Linked DNA regions of Homo sapiens: all the other regions are linked to region 1. Evidence: chromatin loops called from intact Hi-C (ENCODE). Cell type or tissue: heart left ventricle. All regions are shown on one strand. Region 1 overlaps RUSC2 (RUN and SH3 domain containing 2). Region 2 overlaps UNC13B (unc-13 homolog B). Region 3 overlaps UNC13B (unc-13 homolog B). Region 4 overlaps UNC13B (unc-13 homolog B). Region 5 has its middle 4.2 kb from the start of SPATA31F3.

What was found. Peaks named below come from ENCODE experiments on the same cell type or tissue, not always from the same donor. Only the 100,000 strongest peaks of a DNase experiment are listed, where the experiment ranks them.
Region 2: a loop joins it to region 1, with 2.5 times the contacts of the local background. A loop is called at or near these places in 2 of 110 quality-filtered maps.
Region 3: it touches region 1 in a loop (2.2-fold over the local background); 10 of 110 quality-filtered maps call a loop at or near these places.
Region 4: a loop joins it to region 1, with 2.3 times the contacts of the local background. A loop is called at or near these places in 2 of 110 quality-filtered maps.
Region 5: it touches region 1 in a loop (2.6-fold over the local background); 9 of 110 quality-filtered maps call a loop at or near these places.

Annotation. Positions count from the first base shown.
Region 1 is chr9:35,552,233-35,556,232 of GRCh38, reverse strand. RUSC2 (RUN and SH3 domain containing 2) reads right to left here. Exons shown (of 12, transcript NM_014806.5): 3 at 532-1,173; 4 at 96-281. Among named protein-coding and RNA genes, the nearest start is that of CIMIP2B, 9.6 kb to the left of the region's middle. In heart left ventricle, a CTCF peak has its summit at 2,087; a DNase peak (open chromatin) is centred at 2,132; H3K27ac peaks cover 878 bases.
Region 2 is chr9:35,383,154-35,387,153 of GRCh38, reverse strand. UNC13B (unc-13 homolog B) reads right to left here. Exons shown (of 40, transcript NM_001371189.2): 22 at 2,840-2,908; 23 at 1,341-1,430; 24 at 861-989. Among named protein-coding and RNA genes, the nearest start is that of RUSC2, 100 kb to the left of the region's middle. In heart left ventricle, a CTCF peak has its summit at 1,899 (motif pointing right); no DNase peak of the experiment used is centred here.
Region 3 is chr9:35,273,077-35,277,076 of GRCh38, reverse strand. All of the region lies in intron 7 of UNC13B (unc-13 homolog B), which reads right to left. Among named protein-coding and RNA genes, the nearest start is that of UNC13B, 110 kb to the right of the region's middle. In heart left ventricle, no CTCF peak of the experiment used is centred here; no DNase peak of the experiment used is centred here; H3K4me3 peaks cover 924 bases; H3K27ac peaks cover 1,177 bases.
Region 4 is chr9:35,303,201-35,307,200 of GRCh38, reverse strand. It overlaps UNC13B (unc-13 homolog B), which reads right to left. Exons shown (of 40, transcript NM_001371189.2): 9 at 1-4,000. Among named protein-coding and RNA genes, the nearest start is that of UNC13B, 140 kb to the right of the region's middle. In heart left ventricle, no CTCF peak of the experiment used is centred here; no DNase peak of the experiment used is centred here.
Region 5 is chr9:34,897,931-34,901,930 of GRCh38, reverse strand. It overlaps a transcript of PHF24 not described here. Among named protein-coding and RNA genes, the nearest start is that of SPATA31F3, 4.2 kb to the right of the region's middle. In heart left ventricle, a CTCF peak has its summit at 2,187 (motif pointing left); a DNase peak (open chromatin) is centred at 2,200; H3K27me3 peaks cover 1,085 bases.

The DNA.
Region 1 (4,000 bases):
TCTGAGACACGTTCCTTTGGGACTGACCCCTTCTCTAGCCCTTTCCAGCCATGGCAGAGCCTGCCCCGGGTGTACTGGGGACCCTGCTCACACACCATTCAGCCGGCAGTTCAGATGGCTGGCAGCACTGAGGGAGCCAGGGAACTCAAAGATAGGGTTTCTTCGGGCCAGCCGAGCTTCTTGTGATCTTCGGTCTAGGCTCCCTGACAAACCAGGTGGCCCTAGTGGGTTCTTCCTCCTGTATTCCCGCCACTTGAGGGCTTGAGGGGATAGGTGGTTGGCTGGAAGCAGAACAGATTAGCAGAAAGACAAGAGTTGGCAGGAGACAGCGAGACAGAGTTTCACATCCACCCAGTGGGCCCATATGAAACACTAGATTATCTGTGGATATTATCTACAGATGCTGAGGGAGGGATGCAGACATCCTAACCTCTGGCCCCAGGTGAGAGTGTAAGCAACCACTCAAAGGGGAGGTGGTGGAAGTGCTTGCGTGAGGTGGCGGGTTGGGTAGGGAGATGCTGGAGCTCGTACCATTACTGGGCCTGGTGGCCATGCTGCCCTCACCACCTCCCCGGGCCAGGCTCTCTGCTCGGCTGAGGCCAGATCGCCAGGAGCCCAGAGGCGGCAAGCTTCCTGTTCCATGGAGCCGGTACTCAGTCAAGGTCAGTATCTTCTGATCCTCCTTCTGCGGCTGCTGGGAGGTGGCAGGCCGGACAGCAGAAGGACAGGAGTGGCTCCATGGGGGCAGGCTTTCTGTGGCTGTGGGCTGCTCTGGGGGAGGGGAGCACGAAGTGGAGGCAGAAGAGTCAGTGCTGGGCCCAAAGGGGCCAACACTCCGGATGGGGGAGTAGCTGCCCAGGGGCGATGGCCGAGAGGTCTCTGGCTCAGACCCAGCTTTCCTGGCACCTCTGCCAGTGGCTCGGGGAGTGGATGCCTGCGGTTCCCCTGAGGGAGCTGGGACTGAGACTTGAGCAGCAGGGGCAGCCAGTGGGGCAGGCTGCTGTGTACGGCTGCAGCCTGAGAGGCTGTAGAGCTGGGAAAGGCTGTGGAGGGCCCGGGCCTTGGCCAGCTGCTTGGGGAAGTGGTGCTGGAACACGAAGGGCTGGATGGGCAGTGTGGTTGGCCTCTGTTCCTTGCTGTAGCGAAGGACTGGTCGGCTCTCGGTGCCACCCCCTGTAGCAAAGGGATGGAGAAGAAATCAGTAGACAGACACTGAAACCCATATGAGAGAAAACCCAGAAGCAGAGATGGGAGAGGGGAGAGGGGCAGGGACCTGGCTGGCAGGAATTGAATGGGGTAGAAGTTCGTGGAATGGGACACTGCTCCCCTCTTTTGTAAAACGCTTCCTATTGCTTTTATGGTGCTGGACTGTCTTGTACCTCTCTGCTGTTCAGTCCCTCTTCATTTTCTTGACTCCAAAGGTGAGTGTATCTTAAGGCTCAACTCTTGCATCTCACCTTACACTTTATTTCTTGAGAAGTTTTGAGTTCAGACTTCTACGGGATGACTCCCAAACCCACAGCTTTAGCCTGGACCTTCCTCTTCATCTCCAGATCATTCTGCTTTATAGTTCTGCTTTCACTTAAAATGTGCTATAACCGCTTATCCATCACCTTTCTCCTTTTTTCCGATGACTTCCATTTCTATCAATGGCAGAACCATTTTCTTTGTTTCTAAGTCTTGGAGTCACAGTCACACACATTTTCAGTGATGAAAATGTTTCAGATGTTACTGACTTCAAGCTTTTGCTCATTATCCCATCTCCAATCATGCCAGCACATTTCATTCCTGAGCATATCGAACCATAGTAAGATATTTCTTTACTTGCAGCCTACCTGTTATCTGTATCTACCCCCACTCCCACTCTTTTCACGATCCTGGCATTGGAACCTCAGAGTCCACATTTGCTCCCCCTGAACGGAGGTATGTTCCCCAAGGCTGGGCCTCTCCTGTTCTTTCAGGCAGTCTTCAGGTCAATGTCCTTCAAAACGTGGTGCTCAGAACTAAACACAAAACTCCAGGACACTGGAGTGGGACAGTGGATGGACTGCACTTCCAACAAAACACTGTAGATCTCCGAATAAACGTAAGATGGCGCTATAAGCACGCACCCGGCCTAAAGCCCTGGTGAAAGCTCACCAGCAGTGGGGCTCAGTAGCTCTGCGAGGCGGGAATTAGTTCTCTTACTTGACATATTAGGAAATGTGAAATGTAGACAGATTAAAGCACTTGCTCAAGGTCAAACAACTAGGAAGTGGCAGAGCTAGAATTCTGCCTAACCCAGAGTCTGATTTCAGAGCCACTGTTCTTTTTACCACATTGTACTACATGTGAAATTGTATCAGGCCAGGTTTTCCTATCCCTCATCTTATTTACATCAAAGAGTCAGAGGGGATGGGGACCACAATCCCATTAGGGAGGTGCTTCTGAATCACTCCCAGGGGACACTTTCAAGCTCCACCCTCCTGCTATACCCAGTCACTGCTTACACAGACTCTGCATTCTCCCTGGCCCACTGTGCTCCAGCCACACTTCCCCGTCCTTAAACACACCAGATGCATGAACATCTCCGGGCCTTTTGCACCTGCTTTTCTTTCTGTCTGAATCTTCTCACCATTCAGGCATCAGCTCAAATATCACCCCCTCAATAAGACCTTCTCTGACTACGTCAGCCCCTCTGGCAAGTTGCTCTCTATCCCATTACCCTGTTTCATTTTCTTTTCAGCATTGTTGAACTTTCCAGCAATTAAAAGTTGTCCTTTTAATGTGTTTATTGTCCATTACTGCTCCTAAGAGCTCCAGAAAAGTGGGGATTTTATATTGTTCACTGCTGGATCCATAATGCCTGGAACAGAGGCTGGCACACAGTATGGAGTGAAAAACCATCTGTTAAATGAGGGAATCTCCACGGTCACTCTTGATTCAAGCCAGTCTCACTACAACCAGAAGCTTCTTACATACACCAACTAGCTTCTGAGATACAAATTTTATCTCCCAGAATAAAGTCTAATCTTCTCAGTGAGCTAGTTGCCCACACCTGCTACGAGCTAGGCTGCTCTCCCTTCAGACTTCCACACCTGCCCCCACTGACCCTACTCTTCCCAGTCCATCCCTGTCATGAAGCCCACTGCTTTTCCCATCAGGAATGTGTCCTTCCTTTCCGCCTATTTAAGTATCAGTTTTCAAGGCTGAGCTGACTCTGGCTATCGGATTAGGTCATCCCAACCACAGCATTATTATACCCCCTATACAAAGTATGTCTGAATTAGACTGCTTATTCCTACCCTTTTAAAACTCCTCTCTGCTAAGTTCCCAGGATACAGACTGAGGCAGAGGAATAAGATCAGGTAAGAAGGGGGCCCCTGTGGGGAATGGGTCTTAGTTCTACCCTCAGGGAATACACAGAATAAGTTTTCTCACTTTTCTATGTGACATTCATTAAGAAAACCAGAGACAGAGACCGTATTCACCCGAGTCAGTTTTTCTCTAGGTTAAATAGCCCCAGTCCCCCAGTTCCTCAGTTCCTTCTTAAGATGTGGTACCCAGAACTCAATGGAATACCACTGAGCACTCACTGGTTCGGAGGAGTGAGAGACTATCCACTCTTTCTTTCTGGAGTCTATGAATGAATCCAGTCATCTTAACTTTTTGGAAGCTCTACCAACTGCTGACTCAATCTGAGTTTGCAATCAAATATCCCAAATCAACTCAAGTGCAGGTTACATATCAAACTTCACATTGGTCTCTGCTTTATTAGTTTTGTTCTTTCAAGATTCAGTAAGATCCCTTTAAATCTTGATTCTGCTGCTCAGTATCTCAAAGAGCCGTCTCAGCTGCCTTTTTTATTTTTATTTTTTAATTTACTTTTTTCTGAGACAGAGTCTCACTTTGTCACCCATGCTGGAGTGCAGTGGCGTGATCTCAGCTTACTGCAACTTCCGCCTTCCAGGTTCAAGCGATTATTGTGCCTCAGCCTCCCGGGTAGATGGGACTACAGGCG
Region 2 (4,000 bases), 170 kb after region 1:
CTTATCCCTTTTTCAAGGCCCTTCAAACAGACTCTTTTGATTAGAGTTATATATATGTTTATGAGACTGCAAACTTACTGAAGGAGCACTGTGCTCTCCTCAGACCTGGCCTAGAACAAACATTCAATATTTGTTGGACTGAAGGGAATCCACTCTGCAAATGTATGGTCAGCAAGAAACTCCTAAGATTGGAACTGTAATTGAGTAATTGGAGCTAGAAGTAAGTTCTGGCTTTCAAATAAGTTGGGAGCATGGATCGGGGACACTATTAGAAGGATCTGGGAAAATGTACTAAGTCACCAGGTACTGACTTAGGGTGCCAGGCTAAAACAGGTGAAGTAGCTCAGCCTCACAGAAGGATAGGGTCAGTCTTGATAGCCAGTGGATGAATACAACCCAGAAGAACCACACATTTCAGAGAGAAGTAATTAGAGGGAAAAGTAAAGCTTCCAGGAGCCAGCAGCTCAGAGACCACTTCAGATCTCAGAGGAAGGAAGCCCAGAACTTACAAGAGTCTGCAAGAGTCAGAATAAAGTTAAACTTGAGGGAGAAAAAAAGACTCTGGGATGGACTGAGAATTCCCCTACTCAACCCCTGAACTGTGCATGAATTTAGGTTTACTTTCTTCAACATCATTATTGTTGCCATTTCTGTTCAATTCAGGTATGTCTCATCTTGCCCAGGGGTCTCTTTCCATCCACATATCTCACATGGTCCACATGGTTCATACTCCACAACTCACTCACCCTTGAGAACATCAAGTACTTTGTCCTGAGTGCTTTTCCACCACCATCATGAAGGAAAACTGAGGCTCCAAAGAGCCACTGACAGCTGGCCCCACCTGATCCTGAACCTCTTACCAGCTGGTACTGGCGGCTGTATAAGTCGTGGCAGTTGTTGAAGATATATTCATATGTGGAGTTCAAACAGGCCTTCACACAATCCTTTACCACCTGGCTGGCTCTTGGAGGGCTTTGCAGTTCTTGTACCTGCCAATTAAAAGAAGAAATATGGGCCCAAGGACCTGCTCACCTGGGTGGGATATTCTCCTAGCACTACCCCAAACCTACTCTAGATTCTTTCATCCCTGTCTGGGTCCCTAGACTTTTCCCTGTGATGAAATTGCCAGGATAGTTGACAGGGAAAACTTCCACCCCATCCTCATGGATCCATAGTCTATGTGCTCTCTCAGAAGTAACCCAGGGAACAGGTACACAGAAATGTAAGCTTAGAGGTGATGAATCCTGTAGCCTCAGACTCTGCCCAATGATTCTCATTCTTCACGTTCCTGTAGCCAGGTCTCCAGCCCAGCACCACCCAAGCCCCAGTCCATTTCTTACCTTCATTCTGAAGAAAGTAATGCTGGTCAGCAAATCCACTGTGGATTTTAAGTCCTGAAGCCGTTCAGGACTCCCAGCAGGGAAATTATTCTGTTGCAAATCAAGCAAATGTAAGAAAGGAACAGAGGACTATGAAAACCTTCCCTGCCAAAAGTGATGATATCAAAAGCTTCCCTAATTGTTACCTACTGGGTTTTTCTCTAGTTGAGCTGGCCAAAAACACTGTAAAGTTACAGGTCTCCTTCTCTTTTTTCTATTGATGCAAACAGGCTCTTGCCAAAAGCAGGGGTTAATACTCCCCACCCTAGAAAGTGACACATCCTCCTCCAGCCCTACTTCCCATGCAATGTATAAGCACTTGTACAAAGGAACACACAGGCACACACAAACTTACACACATGCTTTTTTCTTGGATGAAGATTCTTACACACCAACAGTGAGTTCTTCGAAAATTACAATCTAACTGTATATCCTGGAATATAAGTGGAGCCACACTACAGACCAAACTGAGGTCCAGGACCTGTACTTTTTGTACAATAGAACCCAGCTCTTCTACTGTTCTGCAGCCAGCAGATGGCAGATCTCTGAGCAGAACTGCTTTTGGAGTGAGTTCCTTAGGAATTTCCAGCCATCCTTACTTCATTCACTTTGGCACGAGTCTTAGGAGGGAGCTGCTATGAAGAGCTGAAGGGAGATGCTGAGCCTGTCTTCACATTAATGGTCAGTTTTTAAACCTTCAAATGGCTACTTATATGCCAAATATAAGATATACAGTCAGCTGTCCATTATTTGTGCAAATGGAGGGCACTTGAGTGCAGACAATTAAAACCTCATTTCTTTTTGACTTTAAGGTTGTTTTTATACTTACTTTTTAATGTGCATATATTGCCTGTTCTGAAAATTCACACACTTTAAAGCAAGTAATGAAGCCATTTCTAAGATCTAACATAGGAGGAACTAAGAAACTGCCCATTTCCTTATCCTGTCCCGTCCCAGTAACCATCCTCCTACTATACCTATTTCCTCCCTTTATACTAGGAATGGACATGCTCTCTGATACAGATTACTTGCAAAAGCCAAGCTACTCTCTGTCCCCTAGCCAGATTCTCACACCTCCGCTGGAAAACGAGGAGAGTATGGAAAAATGCAAAAAAGAAATGTAATTAGGTATCTAATTTTTTAAAAGGATACTCCTGGAAGAGATTATCCTCAGGAAACTCCCTAATGAGAATGTCACCAGAGAGTTTAGTAGAGTGTTAAGAATGAGGTTGGAAAGACAACTGTCTATAAAAACTAACCATACCTGCTGCTATTTATACACCACATGGTCCCTGGAGTTAAAAGAACCACAGGTGTCAGTAGCATTGGCCATTTGGGTGGATGTGATGACACAGACCAGTTTTCCCTGGCCTCAATCTTTATAGCCAAGATTGGCCTACAGTCTCTCTGGGACCGTGCTTGATATCTATTATCCTGCCCACAGCCGTGTCTTCACTCACCCTGTATGTAGAGAGGTCGATCCTCAGTGAGTTGTGTAGCTGGTCCAGCAGTTTTACAAATCTCTCTTTCTGAGGGTGAGAAACAAATAAAGGGGAAGAAAAAGAGAACCTGTGTCTGAGTCCCCTAAACTATAACAGAAACAGAACCACCCCTGGATGAGTAGAAAGAGTCGGGAGGCATTGGGTTGGAGACACATCCCTGCCCATGGGAAGAACAACAAACAGTGTAACGGAAAAAATGAGATAGAAAGTCCCTGTTCTATCTCTTTGCAGCTCTGTCCCAATCTGGGAAATCTCACACTGACAAGGAAAAAGCCAAGTCCCTGGGGGGAGAAATGGCTCCTTCTATATGAGAGTCAATAGGGCATGACCAGTGCATCTCTATACCTTTGGGACTGTAACTTATCTTAGTTAGATAAGAAGAAACTCCAAACACATTCTCTCTTGAGTCTGAGGTCTCCTGACTTATCTCGGGGTAGTGCATAACAGTTATACAGCCACAGCCTAGCAGTGATGATAGGAGGGAGAATCTGATGCATATGAAAGATAACAGGACAGGCAGGAAGGGGTCTCTCTTTAAACCACATTCCACACACATTTCCCATAGTGTATACTTTTTAAATGTTAAAATATCTAACATATACTATTTTAATAGCTGATTTTCATAGAAAAAGTATAATTAAACGTGGAATCATATGCCTGCAGGATGTTGGCATCCCACTCCTAGAACTCATATATTGATTATATGAGTAGATGTTGATTAAGTCAATACATAATGAGATGAGGCAAAATGGAACAAATATTTGACTGGCTTAATAAGTTACACATCTACAGAAAGGCTCTATCAACAACAAAAAATTCATTAGTACAAAAAAGTCAGATTTCATAGACTCAGTGAATTGGGGTGATATCAGTAACTTTATGCCCAAAATGGTAATTTTTGTGTTGGGTCAGAATTATTTTATCTAGTTTATACTGAATTAATGTCAGGTGACATTCTGAGTAATGACTCAACTTCTCAGGTACCTTAACCCAGGAAGGGCACACCCTGGATAGGGAAAACAGTCTGGACACTAGAAAAGGAACAGGTTCAAGTGCACACTGGCATCATTGCTTAGACATCAGTCTCATATCAACTCAAGTAATATGAATCCATCACAG
Region 3 (4,000 bases), 280 kb after region 1:
GACTATGTCCCTACACTTGCAATTCACCAGTCCCATATGAAGGAAAACACTGTCACTCAGGGAGCATGATAAATCTAAGAAAAACTTCTGAGTACATTACTAAACTATACTAAAGGATAATGATGAGTGGTAGGCTAATGGGTATTAGTTTCATTATTATGCTCTAAAACTTTTGTATTTTACATTTATTCTTTTGTAATTCAGACAAAAAGAACAATTTGGCCTTTGTGGGAGGGAAAACAATTATCATTGAAAGACACCGCATAATTAAATTTTTGACTCATTTTTTAAAAATAAAAATTAAAATGTTGGGGGAATATACACGAAACTGTGAAGACTAGTTATCCCGGAGTGGAATAGAGGGGGAAATTGAAGAGTACTTTCACTTTCTATATTACACATTTCTGAATCATTTGAAGACTTTTATAGTACCCATGTTACGTATTTCTATTTTTTACAAAGTTTAAAATAAGAAAGGGACTCAGTATGTTGGAAGAGGAAAAAAATAACTCTTCACAACACCACAAAAAGTGACCACAACGAATTCAAAATTAGTGAGGAAACTAACATATTCTATGGACATAAACTGCAGAAGTTCTTGACCCAGGAATAAATGTGTGAAAGTCATTCTAGGAGGGTGAGTGCAGACAGAGGAAACATTTCTATTGTACTCAAGGCCAGGATTTTGGGAAACAGATCTTTGCTATGGAAAGCAACAGGGAAAATAAAATAAACCATCTATTCCCTATGCCTTTTTTTTTTTTTTTTTTTGAGACAGGCTCTCACTCTGTCACCCAGGCTGGAGTGCAGTGGCATAATCTTGGCTCATTGCAGTCTCAACTTCCTGGGCTGAAGTGATCCTCCCGCTTCAGCCTCCCATGTAGCTGGGACTACAGGCACACACCACCACACCAGGCTAATTTTTGTATTTTTTGTAGAGATCGGGTTTCATCATGTTGCTCAGGCTGGTCTCGAACTCCTGAGCTCAAACAACCTGCCCACTTCAGCCTCCCAAAGTGCTGGGATTACAGGCACAAGCCATTGCACCTAGCCCCTGTGGCTTTTAAATAAATCCTTAGAACAGAGTGAGAACCCAAAAAAGACACTGATCAAGAAGTATTCAAATCTCAACTATAAGTTAGCTGTGGACATTTTATTGTAGTATTTGGTACTCTAAAACCAATTCAGGCCGGGCACAGTGGCTCACTGTAATCCCAGCATTTTGGGAGGCTGAGGCAGGCAGATCATTTGATGTCAGGAGTTCAAGACCAGCCTAGTCAACATTGTGAAACGCTGTCTCTATTAAAACTACAAAAATTAGCCAGGTGTGGTTGCAGGCGCCTGTAATCCCAGCTACTCAGGAGGTTGAGGAAGGGGAATCACTTAAACCCAGGAGGCGGAGGTCACAGTGAGCCGAGATCACACCACTACGCTCCAACCTGGGCAACAAAGCGAGACTCCATCTCAGAATAAATGAATGAGTAAATAAAACCAATTCAAAGGATGGAAAGAATAATCAAAAGATCTCTCTAATGTATATACCTGTATATTCGAACAGCAGTAAAACCTCTTGAATGATTCACAAGAAAATGCTAACGATGATTACCTCTGGGGAGAAGACCCAAGTGGCTGGGGAATAGGAACAGGAGGGAGACTTTTTACTATACTCCCTTTAATATTTTAAAACTCCTATACAAAGTATATTACCTATTCAATAAATGAATTAATTTTAATTAAAACAAAGGGCAGTAGCCACGTAAGAAAAGCACATATTTCTGAATGGCAAATTATATCCCATGAGATTTTTGCCACCACAGGGTGGTGGTATAGCGGAAAGAACACAGACATTTGAGTCAAGCTGACCAAAGTTTTAACTCTAGTTTACCCATTTCCTAGAAACAAGTGATGCAGAAAAAGATAACTGGTTGGGAGACTTGGGAGAAAAAAAGACTCTGAGCTGCTCTTCACAATACCATGCAAAGTGGCCATCAAGAATTCATAACTTTATCCAGCCAAGGTAAAGAAAAGAAAAAAAAAGAATTCAAAACTAACAAGAAAACCAATACATTCTACAACTTTAAATCACAAATGACTTTGAGAGTGCAGAATTTTAACCTAGAGGACACTGAACAAAAAGCTCCAAACCCATGATATCTATTGAAGTATGATTTCACAGTATGACAAAAAATGATTGGGAAAGTTATGGAGCTGGACATCTCTTTTATGGGGGAGCACTGCAATTTGGATGCAGCCAAAGGCCAGCTGGTGTAGGGACTAAATAGCCCACTCACAGGGCCCTGAATTTAAGTGAACAGCATACATATTATATTATGGCTTCAAGAAGTGGATACATTTATAATTAAACCCAAGGTAGCAATGTCCCAGAGGAACCTGGGCATCAGGAGAGAGTTCAATAATCTCTCAGGTCTCCCAGGATTATCTTTGGCATTTGTCCCCCAAATTTCATTGTGGGGCATTCTTTATGAAGGCTGTCAGAAGTCCTAGCAGGCCATCCTAATGTCTTCAAAGGGCCTGCCACAGAATAAGAACATGTCATTATAAGGGGATACAGAGGACAGATTTTCTGAGTTCTGTCCCTTCAAAATTCAATTATGGTGAGAGATTCTGGTTCTCTTTAAGGCATTATTAGGAACATGGATTAATCTACTATATGCTCTTGAATCTGTAAGACATGCAAATTCTTGACTGGGTGTGGTGGCTCACACCTGTAATCACAGCAGTTTGGGAGGCTAAGGCAGAGGATAGCTTGAGGCCAGGAGTTTGAGACCAGCCTGGGCAACATAGTGAGACCCCCATTTCTACAAAAAAAGAAAAGAAAAGAATGCTAGTACTAGTTGAGAGTGCGAGGCCACAAAGCTCTCTAAGAGATATATCTCCTGATAGGCAGGGGTTATCAGTATGGTGGCTACTGTCATACGGAAAATAAGTAATACAGATCCAGATTTCTAACCAGGCTTCTTTTTTACTTGGAGCTGTGCGAGGTAGTTAGGTCTGATGGTCAGGAAGCACTAGATCCTCTCAAGATGGTGTTCTCTGGCATGAAATGGTGGAGTGATAGTCCCATACTCTACATGATCAAGCTTTGACACAGTAATTGCCACTTGGGTCAGCTCCCTCTGGCTGTGGTGGGTCCAGAATAAAAGAAAGGTATCCTGGACCAAAAACGAGTGGACAACATTTCCTGTTCTACTTAAAGTCTATAAGACCCAACTACGAAAGCAAGTCCTAGCCTCCATTGAGAGGCGGCCAACACAGCCCACAGGCCTAAAGCTAGTCTTGTTTCTGGTAGGTGTGAAAATGAGACTAAGAGAAGCACTGGCAGTACCTGCCTAGCGTTTTTTTTGTGGTTGATTTTAGTTGGGGATTATACCATCATCACTTGTAGAGCAGGCAGGAACCTAATCGTCCAAGTGGGGAATACCTAGTTACATATACAGAATGACCCATTTCTCTGCCTCCCCTAACAGGTAGAATATTAGAAATAAGACAGGTAATAGAGTGGCAGTGAACAGTTTTAGATGGAGACCAAGAATAATAAGAGGCTATAAGAGGAGTATTTGAATATGGTGCACACTAGGAATATGAATATCAGGTCTAATGGCTGAAAACTAGTGGAAAGCATTGAAAACCTACTGCTTGCCATCTAAGAATCAACAAATATCAACGCAATGGACACTAGGACCAGGACATTTGACAGTAAGAGTTGAAAATGAGGAAAGGTAAGTAATTTTATTAAACATGCCTCTTTTGGATATGCTGGTAAAAGAAATTCTTCTGAAGTTTGTGGTGGTCAAATAATTTGTCACAACCCAGCAACTAAGCAGTATATTACTGACAATGCTTCTGAATGTTTGGTCACTTGTTATTCATGATATGACTCACATCCAACTGTTCTGAACTGATTCATTCTTCAAGAAAATTTTTAAACAATATGTTGGGTTATGCCGTTTTACTAATTTAAAAGAATGATTCGTACTCA
Region 4 (4,000 bases), 250 kb after region 1:
TTTTCAGGAGTATTATTGTCTTCCATTTTGGTTGTTAGTTTAGGATCATCTGTCAAGATATCTGATTCTGGCTTTGCACTAACCACAGTCATTCTACAGTCACTGAGAGTAGATTCTGAACTTAGTGCTGTAAAGGCAGCTTCTCTCCTTTCTGGAGGTACTGATCCTACAGCATCTCTGGAACAACCATTTTGAAGCCATGAAGTAGCTGGGAGAGATGATTCTTGTTTGTATGGCTCTGGCTTGGGACTTTTGAAAATTCCAAATAATTCACCTTTGAGGGGCTGAGATGATACATCAGAAGCAAGAGAGAAAAAGGAGTTTTTCTTTGGAGATTTAGGAGAGGAGAAAAGTCCAGAGAGTGTTTTGGGAGGTTCAATTAAGCTCCCAGAGAAAGATTTCACTTTGGTCACAAACCCTGAAAGCATGTCTACTGAAGAGCCTAATGCAAATTTGTCTTCCTCTTTATCTGCATCTTGGTTCTGAAGGTTCCCTGCACACCCTGGCTCTGGAGAGGAAGAGGCTGGCTCTAGGATCTGTGGTAAGACCTCATCGGGGGCCTTTTCTAATGGCAAGTTCACTGGGTCAGTAGTAAATTTCTCATTTTGGTGGCAGTTAGTACAAGTGTCTAAATCATTGAATTTTTCAATTAACTGTTTAGCATGTGAAAAAGAGTTGGACAGTGAGTCACTGGGGAAGGCTTTGTGGTTGAAAGCCTCTTCTTCATGGGGAGCTATCCCAAGGTTCTCTGGGCCAGTGAGGAATGTTTCAGCCTGTGCCTGAAATTCTGGTGAAGGAGGAATAATGTCTTTTTGCAATTCATTCATCTGGAAATCCACTGATGTCCCTGGTACAATATTGGAACTCAGTTTTTCCTGACAGTCCTTGTCTACACTGAGCTCATCTGCAAGGGAGGTAACCTCAATGGTGTTGTTAATGGAAATACAAGGTGCCATTTGCTGTTCATGAACTACTTCTTGGGCTATGCTATCTCTATGACCACTGGAACTTTCTCTGGTCATTGTGCTACCACTCTCTACAAAAACATTTGTCTTCTTACAGGGCTGGGAGGTCACTGGAACAACAGTTGAAATGCTTTGTTTTTCCCCAGAGGTCTCCTTTTTTTGATCCAAAAAGGACAAGCTGAAGAAACTAAAAGTAGAACTACTATGAGAGGCATCCTTCTTAATGCTTGAGCTAGCAGTGGAAAAAAATGAAGGAAGTGTGAATAGCCCTTCTGCCTGAGATTTGGCTCTTGGTAGAGTAGCAGAGGCTCTGTTCTCAGATTTTTCAGATCCAGTGAGAAAAGAAAATATACTCTTTTTGGTTGATAACTCTGGTTGAGATGAAGATGTTGCAGCCATAGAGAAACTCCAGTCTTTGTCAGAAAAATGATCTTGTTCATTTGAATTTCTCTTGCTCAGGGTATCAAAGGATATTTCATTACTTTTTGAAACTTCTGTCACTGTAGTCACACCACTAGTTTCTACTGAAGACTCCCTGGAAGACTCTTTGAGACTACTTGTTGAAAAAGATGAATTAGGTGACTGCTGGATTAGATGGTCTCTGAATGGTACCTCTTTTTCAGTCAAATCATTACCCTGGATCCCTCTAGTTGATTCCTCTAACCTACTGTCATCGATAGTAGTCTGTTTGTTCAGTCTTCTAACTCTAGCCTTCCCTTTAGAGGAAATTGGTGCAGCAGGAAAGTTCCCAGCACCCTGGCTAGCTAGCTCCATAGGAGTAGGACTTGACCTGACCTCATCCTTAATAGTCATTGAAGAAACAGACGTATTTTCAGTTGTCTGTATAGGAGATACATTGGCTTTAAAGAAATCCCCAAGGGTACCCCAAAAATTTGAAACACCAGAAGATTCTTTCTTTTCTTGAGGTGGTATCTTGACATTTGTATCACCAATCTTTTCTAAGTTTGGTGATCCTTCTTTATTCACCTGAGTCTTAAAAAGATTCAAAAATCCAGATGACTGTTTTTCATTTGCTGTCATACTAACTGACGATTCTTCTTGACTGAAGAGTTTCAATGAACTTTTAAATAATGTTTTATCAGACTCTTTGGATGACTGGCCCTGGGGAAGCTCATAATTCTCACGCTCATCCCCACTATGCTGAGGTGCAGGAGAAACTGAAATAGAGTCTGTTGTAATGATTTCATCATCTTTTACACCTGATTTAGCCTGAGGAGTTGTTTGGCTTACCTGGAAACCAGATTTTAACAAACTTTGCTTTTTCACATGGTTGTTTTTATTTAAAGAGAATTCTTGCCTTATATTTTTGATCAATTCTGGATGCTGAACATTGGATACTATCTGTCTTTCTGAATCCTTAAGAAGACTTTTTTCCACATTTGGGGAGTTACCCTCTAATTGCTTACTCATGATTAATGACTGAAAGCCATCATTTGTGAGCTCTGCTAAATCTGACTGCTGATTCACTTTCTGCATGGCCAAAGCCTCTAAGGATTCACTCTTATCAAACTTCAAAGTACTACCAACTGAGGCACCCAAAACAGAAAATACTGAAGCCACTTTGTTCACTAATGATGTCTCTTCTGCTTGTTGTGAGCCTTTAGTCATATTTTCAGGATGAACCAAAGTGGTAACTTCTTCAACAGAAGACTGAAGCCAATGGAAACTGGAAAGGTGAACTGATGAATCTTCAGCTAGAGGCTGGTTTTTATCTCTCTCTATAATTTGATCTCTGCTTGAGACATGATTACTAATAGTTTGGGGCTGATTTCTGAGATCTAATGTACATTCAGCGTCTTCAGAACCACACGGCCTTTCTTTGAAAGATCTAAAGTCTCCTTTAAACTTTTGACGATTATAGCCTGAAAAATCTAGTGGCTGATCGCTTTGGTCACAACTTGACTCTTTAAGTACTTGTGAAAAGGTTTCTAAATTTAGATACAATGGTTCCTCACTTCTTGGCAAAGCTAAAGATAAATCAAGAGGGTCATCAATTGGTTCCTCTTCAACATACCAAAATATTTCATCTTCCTTATCAAGTACTTTAAAACTACAGGCAGAAATAATGCTGTCATCCAACGTAATACTTGATAGACCATTTGTCTGTAAATCACAATCCAAATACTCTTGATAAGAATCAGGTATAAATAAATATGCATACTGCCCAGTAGAATCAGTGAGAAGAGAATAGATATATTGACCATCATGAAACATATAATATCCATAATCCCCATCCTCTGATGGCCACCACACTCCATGTTCAAGACATGACAACCATTCCTGGTACTCATAACCAAAACTTGAAAAAACAAAGTTTTCATCCATTCTTAATGATTCTTGATCAACTACGGGGCATGTAGTCTTTTCATGATCTGATGAAGAACTTAAGTCAATGGGTAATTCTTCTAGTGAATTATTAGCCTCATTAATTGGAAGAGGACCAGAGTTTCCATATAATGAGTTAGCTGCCCACACATCACCTCTTAATAAGTAATCTTCATTAAATGCTAACTGATTGAATGATTCATATGGTAAGTCACACCAAATGACACTGTTTGGATTTGTTCTCCACTCCAAGATGTTTGCATTTTGATCTTTTTGGCAAAAATTTATCACTGAGTTTTCTGAGTCAAGCCACAAGCAAGCATCGGCTGATAGAAATCTATTTTGATTTAACATATAATAAACTGGCTGAAGTTTTCTGGAATTTTTAGACAAATCTTTTATGTCAGAGTCCCATTCAAAACAGAAAGGACTGTTCATCTCTTCAAAAGCCTGATAGTTGTTTGATTTATTGAGAATGTTGGTATTTAGTACAGGTGAATTTAACTTGTTTGAATTTTCATGTAGTTTTGCCTCAAGAACATGGTTTGGCATTTGCCTCTTAGCCATAGATTTCTCCAAAAAACCTAGCTGAGCACTTGGAGCACAGTGAAGTACAATGTTCTCAGAGGAGGGGTGATGCTTTTCACTTTGCTGGTTTTTCTCTGTAGGGGAACAATAATGATTATCAT
Region 5 (4,000 bases), 650 kb after region 1:
CCACACTAGTTACCTCCTCGTTTTGAAGTAAATTCCAGATATCAGAAATTTATACCATTAAATATTTTAGTATGCATCTCAACATATACAAGCTTTTACAGTGACAGAGCTACCATTACTAAACCTAGAAAGTTCAAAATAGTTTCTTCATATCATCAAATACCCAATCAGTGCTTACATTCCCTTGATTGGCTTATAAATTTATTTTTATTTTCTGGAACTCCTGACATCAGATGATCTACCTGCCTCGGCCTCCCAAAGTGCTGGGATTACAGGCATGAGCCACCACCCCTGGCCAGTCACCACGCCCGACCCCCTATTTTTATTTTCTATAATTTGTTTGTTGGAATCAGAATACAAATACAGCCCACAAACTTCAAGTAGTTGAAATGTCTCTTAATGCTCTTTTAATACATAGATTCTGCTCCATTGCTTTAACTTTTCTCCTTATAATTTTTTTGTGGAAGAAACTAGATCCTTTGTCCATAGTCCTGATTCTGCTGATTGCATCCCTGTGGTCTATCATGTTTGTTTGCCCTCTGTATTTCCTACCAATTATATGTTGCTGAATTTGATTTGCTAAAATGTTAAGAACTTTTGCATTCATGTTCATGAAGAATGTTGGTCTCTAGTTTTCTATTCTTGTAATGTCTTTGGATTTGGTATCAAGGCAATCCTGGCTTCAAACAATGAATTGAGAAGTATTCTCTTCTCTTTAAATTTTTGAAAGAATTTATGTAGAATTGGTATTATTTCATACTCAAATATTTGTTAGAATTCACTAGTGAAGAAATATGGTCATAAAAAAATAAGAGTTTTCTTGACAAGAATTTTTTTGAGACAAGATTTAAACTACAAATGCAATTTCTTTAAATGGATATAAGGCCATTCAGGTTATCTATTTCTTCTTAAGTTTTGATAGTTTGTGTCTTTCAAATAATTTGTCCAGTCTTAGTCCATTTGGTGCTGTTATTACAGAATACCACAGAGTGGTAATTTATAAAGAGAGAATTTATTCTCTCACAGTTCTGGAGGCTGGGAAGGTACCAGCATTTGATGAGGGCTTCCTTGCTGTGTCCTCACATGGAAGAAGGGCAGAAAAGCAGAAGAGAGAGAACCCACTCCTGCAAACCGTTTTTATAGTGGCATTAATCCACTCTGTTCTCATGATCTAAAACACCTCCCAAAAGGCCCCACCTCCCAAAACTGTTACATTGGGGATTAAGTTCCCAACACATAAAGTTTGGAAGGAACACATTCAAACCATAGCAGTCCATTTCATCTAAGTTGCCCATTTATAGACATTAAAATTTTCACATTATTATTGTTATTGAGACATGGTCTTACTCTGTCACCTAGGCTGGAGTGCAGTGGTGATATCTCAGCTCACTGCAACCTCCACCTCCCAGGCTCAAGCAATCCTCCCACCTCAGCCTCCTGAGTAGCTGAGACTACAGGTGCACACCACCATGTCCGGCTAACTTTTGTAGTTTTTGTAGAGATGGAGTTTTGCCATGTTGCCCAGGCTGGTCTTGAACTCTTGAGCTCAAGTGATCCACCCACCTCAGCCTCCCAAAGTGCTGGGATTACAGGCATGAGCCACTGTGCTTGGCCTTCACATTAATTGATTGTCCTTTAAATGTCTTTGGAATTTTGGTGAGTCACCTCTCTCATTCTCAATATTGGTCATTGGTCTCTCTTTTTTCCCAAAGTTCCTATGACTTTTTAAAACATGAAGGACCCTGGCCTTGCTGAGGCTTCCACCTCAGAGTGATGGTGTTTCGCTTGGCATAAATTGTATTCAAATTTCTTAACCAGGCTTCCTGAGTTCCCCACGGTGTCCATAAGTGGAGTCAATGCCTCTGAAATTCAATCAAATTTTGAGTGTGAGGGGAGAGACATAGTTTCATCAGAGTCTCAAATACAAACCCATAGCTGAGTGCCTTCTTGCTTGAGGGTTATTTTTGATACTTATTTAATATAGAGGTTGCTGGACTCTGCATCTAGAGATTCCGATTCATTAGTCTGGAGTGAAACCAGAAAATCTATATTTTTAACAAGCTCCCGAGTGATTCTGATATAAGGCTGGGATTGAGAGCCCACTGGAGAAGATAACCTTTGAAAGCTCCTGTCAGGGTAGAGATGTCACAGGACTAGGCATATTGGGTGGGCATGTGCTGCCCTCTAGTGTCTCTGGCTGCCATCTACTGTTACTCCCCACAATCCTGCATTGGGTAGTAATCCGCTGTGTGAGCTCTGGTGGTTTTGCTGCCTGACACTACTCTGGGGCTTCCTGCCCAACTCCCTGGAAATTCTAGCTCTTGGGCATTAATGAACGTGCTCATCTATAAAAGTGTTGCCACTGAGTTGCAGCAACTATGCACCTCTGTCCCCGGCACCTTGGTATATTTGAGATGTTCACTAGTATTTTCTGAGTATGAGACACAGCGAAGCTCTTTCGTAAGGCTTGTGTGGAGGGACAAGTCTCACACCAGTGGCATGTCAGTCACATGTTTCTTTACAAGGCGATAGGACTCATGGGTACGTATGAATTGGTAGCCATGAACAGTTCCTTGAAGAAATTCTATTGCAATCATTGTGGCTCTGCAGCATTATAATGAAAGCAGGGTCTGGCTTAAAGCAAGTTTTCTAGAAACAAATGAAGAATAATCCTTGATAGTTGTGCAGCCCTCCAGCGTCCACAGAGGCTTTTCGTGTAGTTCATCTCCCTCGTTTGCTGTTCGCTCTCAACCACGAGGCAGGAAAGGCAAATGTGATGATCCATGCCCACATCGTGAGAAATGCCAGGCTTAGCTGTGATCATTACATGAATGAGCCCTTGTTCAGGAAGACACTGATCCCACTGTCCTGTCCACACAAGCACCCTTGTCGATGAGCCCCAAACCAGTAAATAAACCTATGCTAAAGGCCTAATCTACAAAAAGGCATGAGACCATTTTTGGCTCAGCCCTTGGCTCTAATTCCTCAGCTCTGAGGCAGAGGAGCAAGGGCCAGGCGAATTGCTGGAGTGGAGTTTTCAGTAGATGGTTTTAATGGCTTGGTGGAAGGGCAGAGGCTGTGGGTTATCTGTGAGGTAAGTAGTGCACTGGCAGAAGCAGGTGCAGGACTTGCAGATGTGGTGATTCTGCTGGGTGCAAGACGTCAGGCTAATGGGTGACAAAACTGTTACAGCTGCATAGAGGGTGGCAACAGCTGGTTAAGTAGGAGTAATAAAAGTAATGAAGGATACAGGCTACTTTGCAGGTATGTTGATGACCTGCTACTAAAAAGCTGACTCAAGCTGCCTTTTAATTGATTTTTGTTAACCTTTCATTCAGTGCTCTTTGTTTGAAAAAGTCTTCTCATTCCTGTATTATGGAATTTGCAAGTTCAGGGCAGATGATGAAATAGCTCAAATTCATCCCATTTTCAGGTAGGACTCTTCTTAAATTATCCTTAATATGAAGATCTAGTTTCCTTTTGTAGGTATAAGAAGGACATTTAAGAAAAACGTTCACTGATGCAAATCAAAACCGCAATGTGATACCGCCTTACTCCTGCAAGAATGGCCATAATCAAAAAATAAAAAAACAGTAGATGTTGGCATGGATGTGGCAATAAGGGAACGCCTCTACACTGCTGGTGGGAATGAAAACTAGTACAACCACTATGGAAAACAGTGTGAAGATTCCTTAAAGAACTAAAAGTAGAACTACCATTTGATCCAGCAATCCCACTACTGGGTATCTACCTGGAGGAAACGAAGCCATTATTCGAAAAAGATACTTGCACGTGCATGTTTATAGCAGCACAATTTGCAATCGCAAAAACGTAGAACCAACCCAAATGCCCATCAGTCAATGAGTGGGTAAAGAAACTGTGGTATATATATATGATGGAATACTACTCAGCCATAAAAAGGAATGAATTAACAGCATTTGCAGCGACCTGGATGAGATTGGAGACTATTATTTTAAGCAAAGTAACTCAGGAACGGAAA